Linked DNA regions of Homo sapiens: region 2 is linked to region 1. A link is an interaction called in ENCODE POLR2A ChIA-PET data of the cell type or tissue named here. Cell type or tissue: OCI-LY7. All regions are shown on one strand. Each heading gives the region's core, and the rest is flanking DNA. Links, peaks and the distances in the headings are about the cores only. Region 1 has its middle 68 kb from the start of LINC02993. Region 2 overlaps TEX41 (testis expressed 41).

The links. ChIA-PET counts read pairs that join two places held together with the same protein. Peaks named below come from ENCODE experiments on the same cell type or tissue, not always from the same donor. Only the 100,000 strongest peaks of a DNase experiment are listed, where the experiment ranks them.
Region 2: POLR2A ChIA-PET joins it to region 1 with 5 read pairs; 2 of 35 experiments call an interaction of 5 or more read pairs at or near these places.

What each region holds. Positions count from the first base shown.
Region 1 is chr2:144,587,623-144,596,704 of GRCh38, reverse strand. No RefSeq gene overlaps it. Among named protein-coding and RNA genes, the nearest start is that of LINC02993, 68 kb to the right of the region's middle. In OCI-LY7, for the core only: no CTCF peak of the experiment used is centred there; no DNase peak of the experiment used is centred there.
Region 2 is chr2:144,682,783-144,691,864 of GRCh38, reverse strand. The region is part of intron 1 of TEX41 (testis expressed 41); the gene reads right to left. Among named protein-coding and RNA genes, the nearest start is that of TEX41, 19 kb to the right of the region's middle. In OCI-LY7, for the core only: no CTCF peak of the experiment used is centred there; a DNase peak (open chromatin) is centred at 4,844; H3K4me3 peaks cover 304 bases; H3K27ac peaks cover 1,023 bases.

The sequences.
Region 1 (9,082 bases), core at 2,239-4,738:
AAAATGCATGGTTCGCCTAAATGATTAAAGACAAACAACTTAGGTCTATGCATGCAGCAAAATGCTTTAATATGGAAATTATTCATTTTGCCCAGGCTTATAGTTTTCATTTTTATGCTGCCCTTGAAACTCCATGATAACAGGGCCATTCAGTGGAATTTCTGCATTTTTCTCTTCAGTTCAGGGCAGCTGGTTTCTTTCCTCTCGAAGCAGAAAGCTAAAGTATATTTATCACTCTAACAGTGACTCAAAACAAACAGGAAGTCTTCATCAGCCGGCTCCTGGGCATAGCTGATATTAGGTACTGGCAGAAAGGAAACAGAGACCTCATTCTCTGAGAGTCCGACAGAATGTACATGCAGATGCAGGCGATAACAAAGTTAGGGATGCTCCCAATGACCACCATGTTCTCCCAGGATTAAGTGCTCTTTGCAAGGCTCGCCAGCTTTCAGAGTCTGTGAAAATTCCTCAGGAGTTTTCCTTTCCATTGCAGTGTGAAAGAGAAGTTTGAACTGGATACCACGAGCCTTACAATCCTTGTGAACCTATGCGCCAAAGGAAACCTGGGAGGGAGCTATTCTGGGAGATTTGGCTTTGATCTGGTTGCTAGGAAAAAGCCCTGCTTTTGTCTGGAAGTATTCTGAATGGCTCCTTCAGTCAGAATGAGGCCTGCAGGTCACTGTCTGAATTAAGTGAAGAGGATTTTTTTTAACACTAAAAATGAAGTTGTCGCTGTATGCCATAATAAAGCTGGAGAGAGTAGATCGTGCTGCTGAGCAATGGTAACGGCTCTTTGCTACAACCTAAACTCCAAGGTATACTGTGAAAATCACTGAAGCGTGCTTGCAGATCAAATATATGCAAATATTGCTCAGTGGCACATATGTTCCTAGAGACCTTTGCCTTCACCTCCTTTTCAAATGAAACCTGTTTCAGATTCAAAGCCCACTTTGTTTTTATTAATACAAATGTTCACTATCAAACCATTTTTTTATCCTTACTAATAGAGAGGTTATACAACTCACACCTAACTTTTTTCAGCCAAACCAAACTCCAAATGGATTGCACTGCAAACTACTGATACTAATGCAAAAGTATTAGGCAATACACTTTGGGGGGTCCTTTCAATATTTTCTTTTTTATTTGTCAGCTAATCTCTTTGTTTATGGTAATGTATGTACCTTTGTATAAGGACTTTACAGCCATTATCTAATCTTCACAGATCCTGGTGAGGTAGAAAGGGAGCAAATCTTATCTCCGTTCTACAGATGAGGAAACAGAGATGAAGGAAGGTTGAGTAACAAGCTCACATTTTAAGTGGTGCATTCTGTCCAGATGAAAAAAACAAAAAAAAAAGACAGTATGGCACGGGCTTTGTTTTTCCAGGAGTGAGGCTAGATTTTCACCTACCACCCATCTGTTCACCAGTCCCCTTAATGACCGGCATTTCCCAGTGACTGCACACTTTCCACACAATCTGTTGAGAAAACACGCAGCAAACTGACCCACATGAGGATCAAACCCTTGACCTTGGCACCACTGGCATCAGATGCTTGTGAACTGAGCCACAGACTGAAAGCCTAATTGCCCCCAAGTAGAATGGGATCAATTCCTCCCCTTCTCAATCATTCTGGAAAAGAAAAGAAGGGCTAATTGTTATGAATTTATCTAGTCTTGTTCTTCCTCAAGCTTGAAATGTATTTTACATTCCAAGCAAATCCTAAATTGTGAGATATAATATAAAAATAGCAGAGAGCTAAGAAGTAAACTACATAAATGAAAATTTAATTTTAAGAAAAAAAATAAATGAGGGGGAAGTATACAGGAGCTGGCACCTTCAGGACCACAGCATCACCGCTGGTATGAAGTGGTTCTTCACTTGTGTTTGTACCTGCAAATCTAGATGGTAAAGATGAGGAAAAGTTAACAAGGAAAGAGACTGTTTTCCAAATAATATTAAATATCCTCTTTTAAAGACAGTAGACGATTTTATTCCTTGGAAAAAGTTATAGTAAAAATATAATCAAAACCACTGGAGTATTAGGTAGATGCTACCTGTACTGATCAAGTGATAGAGGATTATCTTCCCAAAACAGGCTGTGGAAACAACTATGTGGAAGGTATGAGAACACCTTCCAGAGCTTTCAGGAGCAGGAGGAAGACAGCCTAGCCTATCTTTTGGAATGTAAATTACCCTGCAGACCACCAGGCAAAAAACTCATGAAACCCAAACCAGACATCCCTACTAAAAGATGCTCAAACTAGAAAACAGAAGTGTTTTCAGGATAACATAACTTCTCTCAGTCTACCTGTTAATTTACTCGACTTTCTTTTCAAACTCTGTATACAGTAGTAGATCTGTGAATTGCATATCCATGATCACCACAAAAATTTCCAAAATCTGTCTCAGAAACCCACAAAGCAGATTTAGGTTTTAGTATCAACTTGACAGATTCTGAGCTCTCTCAATCCAGGACTACCAGTGTGTTGAGCCCAACTCTAAATGTGGGCAGGGACCAAATTGCTTTCCCTAAATGGCAACAGGCTAACAGTACCAATTAGCCAGACTGCACAATGGTTCTTCAGAAACTGCTGAAGACCAGCTCTGAAGACCCCTCCTGAGTAGGACCCAAACCTTAAGGCTTCTGTACCCATGCTTATTCACTGCTGCCTGTGCAAATGTTCCAGAAAGCCGGGAGGACTTGGCATTAATTTCTCAGTGTGTCGCCATGGCTAGAGCTAAGCAAGGGCCAAAAATGAATTAGGTAAATATAGGATGCTTCAGGCACAAATGCAGCAGGTGAATTTATTTGCAAATTACTTTTTTTATCTTTCTCACTTAAGATTCTCTTTAGAGACATAGAAGATAGCTTTATCAATTTTAAAGTAAAGAAAAGCAATATTTGGTTTCAATATTTGGTTCATAGCCAACCATACAAAAGTACTTAATAAAAGAATCCTTTTTTAAAAGTTATTATGCATTTATTACAGGATTATTGACTCCAGTGATGAAAATTGTACTGTTAGGGTTGGGTTGACTTAAGACAGTTTTTTTTCCTGGAGATTTCTCTGTCATTTAATTGAGTCACCTTATTCCTTCTGCCTCAATACACAACTGTTCCTGTTATTTTTTGAATTAATTTGGATAAAAGCCTTCTGCAAAAGCCATCTTTCTGGATCCACAACCTCCTCTCTGAGCATTTGTTAACACATTACATTATACTAAAGTGAATCCACCCATTAGAAATTAGACAACCTATCCTGGTTTTAATATTTTTTGAAAGCTTACAAAGTGCTAATCACTAAAGCAGTGATTCCCAGCTCTGGTTTTGTGACAGCCTGGGGTATCTCCAATTACCTTACAGATCACGAAAAACAAAATTCCAAAAAAATTTCAGAAGAAAATTATACTTGTTTTAATTTGAAATATAAATATAAATATCTGCCATGGACATAGGAAGTGTGTCATAGTGCGACTTGGTGGGCTGGATCCTTGTAAGAAAACAAACAACAATAGTCTATTGAAACTCCTCGAAGCTCAAAATCATTATGCTCTCCAAAAAAAAAAAAAAAGAAAGAAAGAAAGAAATTCTATTTTATTTTTAGGAACTGAAACTCTAACATACACCTTATGACAGGCACAAAAAGGAACTAGGACAAAACCCATTCCAGGACATTTCCTGGAGGAGAATACAAATAAGGTGTGTCACATATTTTCATGAATAAAATAAACACGATAATATCTAATAACACCATTACACTATTCAGTGTGCCTAAATTACAGTTGTACTGAGAAATGAGAAAATCTCTGGAATAGGACCAGGATTGCTTTTTAATTGTCCATTAGAAAAAGCAAAAAATAAAATCGCCTGCAATGATTTCCTTTCGAGATCATTCACCTTATTTTTGAAATACAAAATCAAAAACATATTGATACGCATGGTGAGGCTGGGTAATAAACCCGAAGCAAACTGTCTCCTTTCCTCAGTTCAGGCTCAGCAGCTCCAGCAAGCCCACAGTGCCAGCTTGAGACTGGCAAGGCAACTAGCATTGCACAAAACAAAATCTTAATTTTTCAGTTCCGGCTGATTGCACTGAGAACATCTCTCTCTCCTCACCTTTTCTTTGTATTTTTTTTTTTTTCCTGAATTGAGGTCTTTCTATTTAGGGATGTGCTTCCATTATGTGAGATGTCCCCTAAGCCAATGAAAAACAATGACAATTTTATTTTCACATTAAGATTCCTCTCCCAGGGCCATATTCCATGAATGAATGGCGTGTAGGACACACCGCTAGTAATAACATCCACCAACTATGCCAACACAAGTGCAAGAGAAGCACAGGGAAGCTAAGGCTAGCCAAAGGAATTCTCCCATACCTACAGTGGCTGGCTCCTTCCAAGAAAGCTGTTGGGTCTGCTTGCTTATTGACTTGTATATTTGCCAGGAAGGTATTCCTTTTACAAAGTAAAAATAAATAGCTCCTACAACTTCTTCCTTGTCTTGAAATCACCATTTCTACTAGAAAATAAACTTGTAAACTCCATCTGTTAAGATACTCGAGAACTCTACTTATAAAACATACCAAAATTTGTTGAAGGAGCAATACTGGCTAGGAAAGGAACTGGAAACAAGGTCATTTCCCTTTCAAATTTAAAAGTCACCATGAAATACCGTAGGAAAATCAAACACATCCAGAGTGATTGCACATGTCACAAACTCAACTCATCTGACCTCCCCAGCACTTGTACGCTAGTGTTACTGTCACTGAATTGTCTGGATTCCAAAGAGCATATTGGCTGAGCTCTCACCCACCCTGCGGATTCACTAAGACCATTTTTTTCCTTTAAACCTCAGGCTTGTTTTCCCCCTGCAACACAAAAGGCTTTTAGTCCACCTACCCACCATCAATAAGCTGGTATGCAAGAAGAAAGCAACTTAGTTGACTATTGAAACAGAGTGTAGAAAAACATAGCCAATTTATTCTACAATCTCTGTCATGTATTAGATAAAATGCAAGCTTCTACCCATTCCTCAAGCCATCCTCACCCTCATTCTTTTCATTCATCTTCATCCATTTAACAGGTATTTATTGAGCACCAACTATGTTCAAAGCACTTTGCTGATCACTGAGTTTGTAGCACTGGATAAGATAAAGCAAGTCCTGAATTTCTAGGCCGAATGTCTAGAGCTGAAATTCTCCCAGAGAGAGATAGCAAGATAACAAATAATATTGTTTTAAAATAATTTCAAAAAAGTACAAGAACTATAAAGGAAATATAATTGGATAGAGGAGTAAAGATTGATTTGAAAAATAAATATAAAGACAGTGACCTGCTTCTTCACAAATGAGAGGAGAAAATACTCATGGGCACAACGCTTTAGGCTGCTAGTCCAGGGAAGGGCTCTCTAAAGCTGGGATATTTCAGCTGATTTTTTATTGGAAGAGAGGGACCAAAAAAAATTAGTAAAAATGCTCTTAGGTGACAATGAGCTTGGTGAGTCCACGGAAAAGAAAGGAGGCGGGAAGGCTGATGCATAATGAAAATGCCAAATGAGGTTAGGCTGGGAATTTGAGGGACTTGCAGGTTGGAATTTATTCCAAATGCAATGGGCAGCCTTTGGGGGAATATTAAGCAACTTGATCTGACTGAGGCTTTCAAATAGCAAAGTGTCTGCTTGCTGGGGATCTAATGAAGAATTGAAGCAGGGAAGATTCAGGCTATCTTTTAGAATGAGATGGAAAAAGGGATAAAAAAAAACCGTCATGTTTTTGAGCTGGACATTGAGAGGATGGTGGGCCATTAGCTGAGATGGAGATGACTAGGAGGAATAGAAGCCTCCTGGGATTAGAAATTCACTTATTCCACCTAATCCCTCAGAAGTCCTTGAACTCATGAAAAATGGCCTTTTTTCAGCGCTCCTCAATTTTCTTATGTTCTTGTCTCCTGTGTAAATCACAGTGTTCTGGGTTGCTTGCGTGCTTTTCAATTCCATTCCCATAAACTTCAAACCCTAGCTCAAAATCCAGTTTATTTTTTTATTTTATTTTTTTTTTTTGAGACGGAGTCTCACTCTGTCGCCCAGGCTGGACTGCAGTGGCACTATCTCGGCTTACTGCAAGCTCCGCCTCCCGGGTTCACGCCATTCTTCTGCCTCAGCCTCCTGAGCAGCTGGGACTATAGGCGCCCGCCACCAGGCCCGGCTAATTTTTTGTATTTTTAGTACAGACGGGGTTTCACTGTGTTAGCCAGGACGGTCTCGATTTCCTGAGCTCGTGATCCGCCCGCCTCGGCCTCCCAAAGTGCTGGGATTCCAGGCTTGAGCCACCGCGCCCGGCAAAATCCAGTTTATCTAAGAAGTCTGTCAATTGAAACTCTCTGCATAGTGATTGTTCTCGTTAATATCCATCTTTCAGGTTTTTTTTTATTACACATCTTTTACTCTATTTTATATTCTGCTTCTACTGAATTTAGACCAAATTCCTGCACCTCCCTCCCTTTTTCAGCCCTAACTGCCCCACCTCCCAACTGCACCCCTTGCATATATCCGGTGCCCCACTGAGGTCTGTTTACCCAGTCCTGAGCTCGGCCCCTGCACAACCAAACTGGCATTCTCTCCCAATAGCTCTACCTGCCACAAGTTCCTGTCAATCCTTTAAGACCCAGAATGAAACGTCCCCTTCTCAAGAAACCATTTATGGCCGGGCATGGTGGCTCAGGCCTGTAATCCTAGCACTTTTGGAGGTCGAGGTGGGCAGATCTCCTGAGGTCAGGAGTTCGAACCAGCCTGGTCAACATGGTGAAACCCCATCTCTACTAAAAATACAAAAAATTAGCCGGGCATGGTGGCGGGCGCCTGTAATTTCAGCTACTCAGGAGGCAGAGGCAAGAGAATCGCTTGAACCCGGGAGTCGGAGGTTGCAGTGAACCGAGATCGCGCCAGTGTACTCTAGCCTGGGCAACAAGAGCAAAACTCTGTCTAAAAAAAAAAAAAAAGAAGAAGAAGAAGAAAAGAAAAAGAAAAGAAACCATTTTTGACCGCTCCCCAATCAAACATGATTTCTCCTTCCCCACCCCCTAGGAGGCAGTGGAGTATAATGGTTGGCATCTTCAGCTGTACGGTCATACTGCCCCCATTCACATGCCCGCCACTGCCATGTGCTAGCTGTGTGCCCTCCAGCAACTTACTACAACTTATCGCTCCTGGTTGCTTCATCTGGGAAGGCCAGGTTGAAACAAGGCAGAGGAAGTAAGAGTACCTGCCTTATGAAGTCATTGTGCAAATTACGGGAGGCAACACACCTAAAATAGACCATATATCACCTGGCCCGTAAGAAGGACTCTTCAACGTTAGATGTTTTTGTCATTTTCATTTCAGCATTCTTTGGCTGTCTTGTGAAAAATAAAGTTCTTCATTCTATTGTGGTTGTCTTAAACCCATTACATTAACAGCTCTCGGAGGGCATCATGGTGCCTTCTTCATCTCTGTATTTGGTAGATATTTTGTAAATATTTATTGATGAATAAATGTCAAATCTAAAACAGCTAATTTTAAAGAGTTTTATTTCTTTTACACAAATATGTTGGTTTTCCTCAAAGTAGAAATACTATCTTTTTGTTTCTTGTTTTAAAATTCCATATTGCCCAATATGCATCTATGTAGTGTGTGTAGTGTGTGTATACCGTACATAGACACTGTGTATATGTAGTATATACTACATAGTGTATACTACATAGATACTGTGTATACTACATATACTACATACTACGGATACCCAGTATCTTTAGTATACACAGCATCTATGTAGTATATACTGTATACTATAGGGTGTATATTTTTAATTTTCTGAATTGAGTAACTCTTGAGCAATCAATACAAGCAATGCACATATCATGCTAAATTGACCAATGAAACTGCTTTTAAAGAGGGAAACTATCTCTTCATTTATCCTAAACATAAGGAATTGCAACAATAGGGCATCATTCCAGCTCACAAGAATCTTCAGGCCTCTGAAACCCAGAGTTAGGCAGGAGGTTCTTGTTAGTGACATGTGCTCTCTCATCAACATCAATTAACATTTATTGGAAAAAGCGTGGATGCGGCACACTATGCCGTGTGTTTTGCACACATTTTTTAAATATGAAGACACTATCCCTGCTTTCTTACATGTGGAGAAAAACAGAGTTCACGACCACAATAAATAATAAAAAACATACGTGTTTCTATAGGTTTATGAATAATATTGTATCTCATCATGTAAGAAATGAAACCTTCAATGAGCAGGTAGATCTTGACTGGCTTTGAGATATGACACGGACAGAACCTAGTGGAGAAATAAAGAAAAAGACTGTAGATTTGAAACTAAATCAAAGTTGATTGTAGCTTGCGTTTTGTTTTTAATTAAACGCAACACGCTAAAATAGGGAAAAAAACCAGATTAAAAGATAAACTTGGATTTTCTACATCTTTTTTTCACAAAGTATCACTTAAGCTCAAAAGGTTTTGTTATCATTTCCATTAAATATAATTTTGTTATACTCTTCGTTTCTAGGTTATCCCACACCCAAATAATTATAGATGTAAATCATACAACTCTGCCTAAAGGATATCATTTTTCTCTAGTGATGAACTGGTATCAAAACTCCAGAATAATTTGATGTAATATAATCTTTTGTCGCTCTCCTTTGTTCACTTGGGCTTTTTCTCTCTGTTTTTGCCCTTCTGACCTTCATTTCTTCCCTTCCTTCTTCTTCTCCTGAGTTGTCCAGCATTTGTGAATAATTTGGTCAACTCCTATAGCTGAGAGTCCACATCCTCAGGCCGTAGTCAGCAGCTATATTCAATTCTACAGACTGAGTTATTTAACTGCACAAGTTCTTTTCTCCAATACACACTCTTCTTTTCTCGGTTGAGTTATAACACATACTTTTTTCATCAACCTCTAAAAAAAGTAACAAAGGCTCCATTCTTACAAACCAACTCAAGAATTCAGGATAATTTTTCATGTAGCATCATCTATTAAGTGTTCAATATTTCCAAGCCACAATCTAACCGCCTATGGCATATCCTGAAATTTGATT
Region 2 (9,082 bases), core at 3,746-6,245, 94 kb before region 1:
ATAAATGCAACATTTTATTTGGATTACACCACTCAGAGAAAAGGGGAAATAGAGAAAGGCCAATAAATCTTCAAGAGTTAATTATTTATATGGAGAAAATTTACTTTTATGTTGTGACTTGTTTTATTGGTACACTGCAGTTCAATTTAGATTAAGAAGCAGAAAGATTATTGTTTCTCAACAGAGAAGTATCATAAATAAATACAGCAGATAAATTTTTTTTGTATTTATGCTGAACCATTTACAAATTCTCAAAATAAAAATGTGTTCCAACAATTTCTCAAGTTTTAAACTCTTGATATGACATTTAACTACACTTAGCACCAAAAATGTAGTGGTGGTGCTAATCAGGGCAGAGCTCTTGTCCACAAGTGATGACAACAGAAGGGTGAGCATCATCATCACTCAATCTGCTAGAATATTCGCTGGATTTCTAGTTCAGTTTAGTTCACCCACAAAGCTGTGCAAAATATATAATCATTCTATGGGAAAGAACGCACTGTCATATAATAGGGCACTTGGGTTGCCAGAAGGGTTCTATGGTAATCTGAACTATGGATCTTTGTCATTACTTCAAATACTAAAGTTAAAATCTCTGTTATCCTACCAGAAAATAAAATCACAATAAGAAGAAACTTTGGAGGAAAGTTTCACTCCCTGGAACAATGTAGGTATTTGATAAATATTTATTGAATATTGAATTCAATGGATGGATAGATGGATGGTCAGATGATTTAAGAAGAAGTTATCAAACCTGAGAATACAGATGTCAACCCCATGGCCCTTGGAGAAGTCTCAACTCGATGTGACTCTGTTGCAGTTTGTCCTGACAGCAAGAAAAACAACAAATTATGCCGGACAGTTGCAAAACAATGCCAGTCACAAGAATGTCCAAGATTTCTGGAAGTTCTCTAGGATACAAATATATTTCTTGAATTTGAAATCAAATTGGACCTCCAAACACACCACACAGTTTACTTAACTTTGGCTTTTCCCTGCAATATATGTTGCTATAAACAGACCTAGGAAAGATTTCTCCTATTATCTGCAAACCTCAACCTATCTCTTCATTTTCTTCCAGAATTGTAAAAACTAATAGCTACTATCTATTGATCCCTAAATATGTACCAGTCACTGTAATGGATTTCAGATATATGACCTCATTTGATGCTCATAAAAGCCCTCTGCTTTTATTTATTTATTCAACAAAAATTAAGTACCTTTTATGTATTAGGCAATGTTCTAACAACTTAGCAATTAATCAGTGGCAAAAATAGACAAAAATCCCTGTCTTCATAAAGCTTACACTTTTGTCAATATGGAGAAAGGAGTGAACAATAAACATGATATTTATTGATATTCTAATTATCCCCAATTTAAAGATGAAGAAATTAATATTCAGAGAATTAGATAACCCTCCAAAGAAGACTTGGACAGTAAATGGTAGATTTGAGGCTTCAAATCCAGGACTCTCTAGCTCAAAAGCCTGTATTTAACATCATTAGGTGATGCTATCTCCACTCTTAGAATGGAGCCAAAACACTACTGCATGCTTGGAGTCCAAACCACAAGTGCAAGGCATGGTGGAGCTTCACTGGCTATAGGGTAGACTCTATCGGATGCCAGTCATCTTCACAGCTGCCGAACAAAGCCAAGACTCTCGCTAGGCTTCCATCTGAGACTCAGGACCTCTAAGTAGCATCAAGGTACCACAGCAATCTCCCTGCTATAGCACTTCATGCAGTTCCAGCCCACCCCGATCCAAGCACATGGCAGAACTGTACTTCCTGGATCTCCTGAGTTATACAGGAATATGTGAGTAGTTCTGTGTAATGTGTTGTAAATATGAGCTGTGCCACTTATAGGGTGGACCATATAATTTCTAGTTCAGAACCTCTCAGAATTCTCTTTTTTCCTCTTGTAGGAAGCCTGAAAATGTTCAGGATGAGTATGGGATCCTGAGTGATTACAATGAGCAGAACACCTCTGCTGATCTATGACTGGCAAGGAGCATAAGTGACAACAAAACCTTGTTTTTTGTTTTTGTTTTTCTTTTTCTTTTTCTTTTTTGAGACAGAGTCTCGCTCTGTCGCCCAGGCTGGAGTGCAGTGGCATGATCTCAGCTCACTGCAACCTCCGCCTCCCGGGTTCAAGCGATTCTTCTGCCTCAGCCTCCGAGTAGCTGGGACTACAGGCACGCCACCACGCCCAGCTAATTTTTGTATTTTTAGTAGAGACAGGGTTGCACCATGTTGACCAGGCTACTCTCGAACTCCTAACCTCGTGATCTGTCTGCCTCGGCCTCCCAAAGTGCTGGGATTACAAGCATGAGTCACCACGCCCAGCCAACCTTGTAATTTAAGACATGAGAACTGTGAAGGTTTTTGCTAAACAGCACAGCCTAGCTGATCCTTCTTTTACTGGGACACAGGAAATCCCTAAGTTTTTTTTTTTTTCTTAATTATAATGATTTTGCAGTAAAGGTAAACTAAATAAAATTGTGAAGCCCACAGTCTGGGAAGTAACCATATGGTGTCTGGTAGAAAATATATTAGAAAGCGAAGAGAAAATATATACAGAGGGTTTTGAGAAAAAGAAAAAAACATGAAAAATGTGTATCTTAAAAACACTACTGAGCAAAAAAAAAGTGTATGCATCAAAAAAAATGGTAAACTTCTTCTCTGCCTCATGATCAGGAATTATCACCATGCACAATCTTAAAAGAAAAAAATTATAAATTTCAATAGTGCATCTATTAACTGTTTTTTCTTTACACTTTTTCTCATCAGTTCACCTCTTCCCTATTTTAAAAAACAACCTCTGCAAAGACAAGATATGTCTGCCATGTGCCTGAATGTCAAAATATTTGAATAAAATTGAAAAGTTGACACTGAAATCCGATATGACTTCTTCGACATATAAAGCCAGAGGGAGATGGCCCCAAGAACACCAGGCACCACCTGCATTTACATCGTCGAAATGAAAAAGTGAAAAAGGAACAAATGTGGTCTCATTACTTTCCATAAAGGGAAAGCTCTTTACCACAACAATGCCTATTATACCAGATTATCAAACACAGAATCACATTGTAACTTCTGGAAAGTATGGAATATGTATACACAGAACAGAGCCAAAAGAACTCCAGACAGGTATGCCTCACCCTCAGGGACTCATGTGTTACAGAAAATGTTGGGAAAACTGAATAATAGGGACAAAAGAAACTCGCCATGTTAAGGTTTTCTAAACTGAAATTATTCTTACTTGTTTTAATTTACTTTTCTTACAATGCTTAATTCTCATATTTTTTAAGTAAGTTGCATTTATACCTTTGTTAAATGTAGGCCTTTTGATATAAGAAGTCAGTTTGGCAGAATTGCATTGATACATATTTGATGACATTCGTTCAAATATTTTCATTATTCCAAATAGGGGGAGGATTCCATAATAGCCCCTGGTTTATAAAAAATCCTAGGTTCACAGCCGTGGATGAGAATGAGTGAAAGTACCTAAAACCTACTATTTTCAAGATCCATGGGAAAACTGTTTTATATATATGAACAAGCCACAGGTGTCATTTAAAATCTTTAAACTGTCCTATAATTATGTATGATGTGACCAATGCGTATTTGCAGTGATTGTCCCCACAGAATTGCCGTCGACAATAAAATACAGACTGATATTGATCAGCCAAAAAAGAGAGACTGGGCTAATTTGTGGAATTATGGAAAACCTAAAATTCACCCAAAACTGTTCCCATTACCATAATCCATTTGAATTGAATCAGTGTTTTTCTATACAAGTTCCTTAAAGTTTGAGAGTAAATAGGACCCTTCCCACAATTCATATGTCCTTATGCACACTTTTCCAATTAGCAAGAAGCAAGAATTAGCATATCAACCACAGAATACTCATACATATACTTCATAGACGTTAAGTGCTCATAAAGCTGACTATTCTATAAAAGTAATCCATGTACTTGGAATCATTAAATTTCACCTTCTGGATACATAATGTAGTACTTATGGCATGCTCTGCAGATAGATCTTGGCTAAGTACTTGTGTCATGCTCTGCAAATGATTTTTGGCTAAAATAAAAGATCAATCAAACATCTCTCTCCACAACACTTAGTCTAGTTCTTTGGACCAAAAATTAACTTGGTGAAGCTTGTATACTTCTAGCTAGATGGCCCAGTCATTCTCACTCTTTAGTGCTGCTACAGAATATACTTCTGATCTTGGACAGTTCTCTGCACTGTTTCTGTAATAGTCCCAGAACCAATATAGTGATTGTCTCATCTTATATAGTTGACATATATTTGTTAATATATCTCATATATATTATTCAATATATACTTCATATTTGATATATATTTCTTAGAACTGTATGCCATGCATTAGAGAGAAACCAATGGAAGGGAGAAGGTAAAGAGGCATGTTTACTGTGCCCCTATTATGCGGGAGGCCCTCTGAACACTTTATATGTTATCTTGACACAGCTCTGTGGGTATAATGTTCATTATACAGAAGAGGAAACCAAAGCTCAGAGTGTTTAGTAACTTGTGCAAAGTTGCCAAATTGTTAAATGATGGATGCAGCTTTAAACTCAGGTGTATCTGGCTCTGAAGTCTATGATCTTCCCAACACACCACATAGGTCAATCTCACTTGTCTCTACACATCAAAACCTGTTTTCCCTTTTCCGAACCCCTGGCTACTGCCCAGCCAGCAGTGCAATAGGCCCATTTACAGTATACATACTTTCACATCAGGTTTTTCCCCCTAATTGGATATCCTTCTTCCTCCCCAACTATGCAAACATTACTGTCCCTTCAAAAGCCATTTTCTACATTAAGTCTCACTTCCCCACCAGCCCTTTCCTTTCTCAATGTGAATTGCACAATTTGGTTTCTGTGAACATAAGTTAGTTTGGAGTACGTCCTTTCTTGTACTGCTTTCTAACTGGAGTATTATTTCAATCTCAGTCACATTATAAATTCTTTTATTTTAGTTTTCCTTTAGTTTCCCAGTCCTCCTTCTTCACAGTGTTGACAAGTAATAAGTATAGCACAAAGGCTATCTTGCTATTGAGAATGCTATCATTTGACTATTTCATAATAAACTGAGAGGAAATGTCATGTACTGAAAGTTGCACTGGACTGGGAGTCAGAAGACCTCAGTTGACATTTTATGCCATAAACCATTAGTGCTATTTTGGGCAAGTAGTAGAACTTCCTTACACCTCACTCTCCTCACCTGTAAAAGAAAGGGCTCAGACTAGATGATACATAAACAGAATGCTTATCCTTATTTATTTTAAATTGCATTTCTGAAAAAAAGAAATTATAATTGTAGCCATGCACTTTTGTAGCCAGGTTTACCAAAGTTTCCCCCTTCAAAAACAATTCTCCCCTCTGTGTCTCCCACTTCATTGATAAGGTCTAGTAGATGTATTATATAAAACATAGACATTAACAGGAAGCTCTTTTCAAATTACAGCCAGTTTCCCAAACCAAACTGTCAACCTCCTACCCTCATATATTTAACACATGTGCTTCTGTAAAGGTGATTTATTAGTGAAAATCATAGTGTTCCCTATTATGAAACTCAGACTACCACCTGTGCATAACATTCCAGGAGTACAATAACATGTTTACATGTAAAACTCAGGCCAGTCACTTCCATCTCACCAACTATCCTGTCTTTCCTTTTCCTTCTTGTTTTGTTTGTTTTGAGATATGGTCTTGCTCCATCTGCAATGCAGTGGCACGATCATGGCTCACTGCAGACTCGACCTCCTGGGCTCAGATGATCCTCCCACCTCAGCCTCCCAGGTAGCTGGGACTACAGGCATTCAAGACCATGCCCAGCTAATTTCTCCGCCCCTTCCCCCCCACCCCAGGATGGAGTCTTGCCCTGTCTGCCCAGGCTGGAGTGCAGAGGTGTGATCTTGGCTCACTGCAACCTCCGCCTCCCGGGTTCAAGCAATTTTCCTGCCTCAGCCTCCCATGTAGGTGGGATTACAGCCGCCTGCCACCATATCCAGCTAATTTTTGTACTTTTAGTAGAGACAGGGTTTCACCATGTTAGCCAGACTGGTCTCGAACTCCTGACCTCGTGATCCTCCCACCTCGTCCCCCCAAAGTGCTGGGCCAGCTAATTTTTTATAGAGACAGGGTTTTACCATGTTGCCCAGGCTAGTCTTGAACTCCTGGGCTCAAGCGATCCACTCTCCTCGGCCTCCCAAAGTGCTGGGATTACAGGAGTGAGCTCTCATGCCCGGCAAAATTCAAATTTTTTAAGTGAAGGCTTTTATCAGGTTTATTATTAATCTAGGAAATACATATATTAATGGAAGGCTACATGTCACAATAAAAACTCAAAAAGCAGCATAACAATAACTGTGAGAAATATAACAATTACAATGGCATACAGCATTCGTTACAAACCATATTTTTCTTTCATACTGCTTTCCTTAATTCATTGCTTCATTTTCTCATCCGTTCATCCATTCAATACGAAGTTACTGAATATCTACTATGAATCAGCTACCAAGCCAGCTGCTTAGTTCCAATTTTGTCATATTAGATGAAGTGCAGTAAACTATTTTGTTTCTAAAACATACTACATAAAAGGTAAAAACAAACAAACAAACAAACAAAAAAACAAAAAGCAGCTCAAAGAAAACGTAAATATGGAGAGAAAGCAGAAAAACCTTATATTTAACTTGAGAAAAGTCCCCCAAAAGTCAAAGGGAAAAAAGAAGAAAACTACTAAGAGCAGAGAAGATGTGAACTTCATCTGCACATAAGAAAATAATGGTTGGTAATAATGATAAAGTTACAGCCTCAGAAATGACTGAAAAACATTCCATATCACCTTTACTCTTATACTCTTACTAGAAGGAAAGAACCATAACTGTTAAGTTAGTTATATCTTATTTTTTTTTAGGGGCAAAGAGTAAATTTTCCAATACAGTAACCATTTTCCCATTCAACTTTATGTTAAATATCAACCAAATCCAACCCACCAGATTTGTGTTTTTGCTGTGTTACATCTATGCCCCACCCAATATGGACATATCTTGGTACAAATGCACTTTCCAAATGATAATTACTTAATCATTAATAGGTACTCTACTGAGAAATAATTACCTTTCTTGATAGGCTCAATTAACCTAGTATTTTGTCTTCAGTGAGCCAAACAGTATTGGAGATCTTGGCAACACTAGGCTAAAACTGTATACGTTACATCGTGAAAATTAATGTCTCAAGTAAGCAAATGCTTTATTTCTTCTCTTTGCTGCAGCACTTTGTCTTCTAGTCTTTCACATTTTCAAATACTTTAGATAAAAATAAAGGAAAATGGAAACAAAGGCTCTAAAACCCAAAACAAGATTTCTCAGAAAATAAGTGCCCAGAACTGACTTAAATGATACACTGGGGCCTCAAACATGTCTAGAAAAAAAGAAGCAAAGGAGATCTTGGAGTCTCTTGTAAATGTGTAGATTTATTTTACTCAGATTACTTGAGAGGAGTTGTTGGTTTTAGCTTTCTGTATTTGAACTTAACAAAGCTAATGGCAACTCACTTTGAATGCCTCCTATATATCAAGCATTCTACAGGGCATTTCACATAATTTAGCTAACTTCCTCTTTACAGCCATCCTACAGTATGCATAATGTTATCGTTTCATTTTTTAGAAGAGGAGAAAGCTCAGAGAGGTTAAGTGATTTGCACCGGGTTGCCCAGCTACTACATGCTGGAACTACAACTGGGATTTGAGCAGTATGCTCAACTCCCAGACTTGTGCTTGCTCACGGTGCTCAGATCTCTTTTCCATGCCATACAACTGGCTAATTGCCTCACTTGGTAAGAGCATGATGCTGGAGAAACTGGGACTATATATATGTTAGATCTTGTTTAGGTTACTTTGCTTAATAACAAAGAAGAATTCTGCTCCAAATTGTGCTACCAATGTGTTCCTTTGGTCACCGAATGAACCAGTGGCTCAATACAAAATTTTATCACTGATGACCAAACACTTCAAGGTGAATTCAGGACAAATGGTGCCCTCTGTTCTCACACAGGAGGGATAAAAATATTGGTAAAAATAGTGTGCATTCCTATGAGGGTTGTTTGCTGGGACACAGTAATTTTTCATTATTTTTACATTTAGCTTGATGAGAAATATAATCATCAACTTGCTGGAATCCAAGCAGCAGCAAGCTAATAATCATATGACTGGGTCCCCTCCCTAGGACTCTGATTATGTGAAGTAAAGTTCTTTTTTGTGACTTCCACAAAGTAGATTTTTTAAAGGAGGCACCGTTCTATCAAATTATGTAAATAATTTAAAACTTCCTCTTATGCATCCCTCCCTGCTCTTTGTAAGTCACCCAACGATTTGCAAAAATAACCATGGGAAATGTTTTGGGTGGGCTTTTGAAGATATTTTTAGCTAAACTGGTGGAGGTTTAAAATACAAGCATGCGAGTGTCTGCCATTTAGAGAAATCACCTGCTCACACAGTTCCATGGAGAAGTGGAATGTTTTAATGTGTGTCATTCAGTACAACATGTGGACTGCATTAAGGCAGGTTATAGCAGGTCACGCCACGTGACACAGCTGAGCCACATATAATCGCAAGCAATACAACTTGCTCAATGCAACATAAATTTAAACAGGAGTAGGTTTTTTACCCTCAAAATGAGGCAACAGCTGCTGTAGATAACAAAATGCCCACACTACCCCACACTGAGAGGGGTTTGTGCTTTGACATGATCTGAATTATATGTAGGTAGTTCAGTACATCTATATTTAGGGGCATCTCTAAATATGAACAATGGGTGTTTTGGTGCATAGAATACATTCTCTAAGTGGCACAAACCTCATGTTTTTTTAATAGTGCATTTTGTAATTTTCTCACTAGTGAATAAGAAGCATTTTAAAATACAGCCTTAAAAATTAGACAGTAGAGACAATTTTTGGCTTAGAGAAACTGGCTTCTGAGCCAGTGGGCCAAATATTTAGTGTTCTTATTTAGACAAAAGATAAAATACTCTGCAAGTACAGCACTGAGAAGGC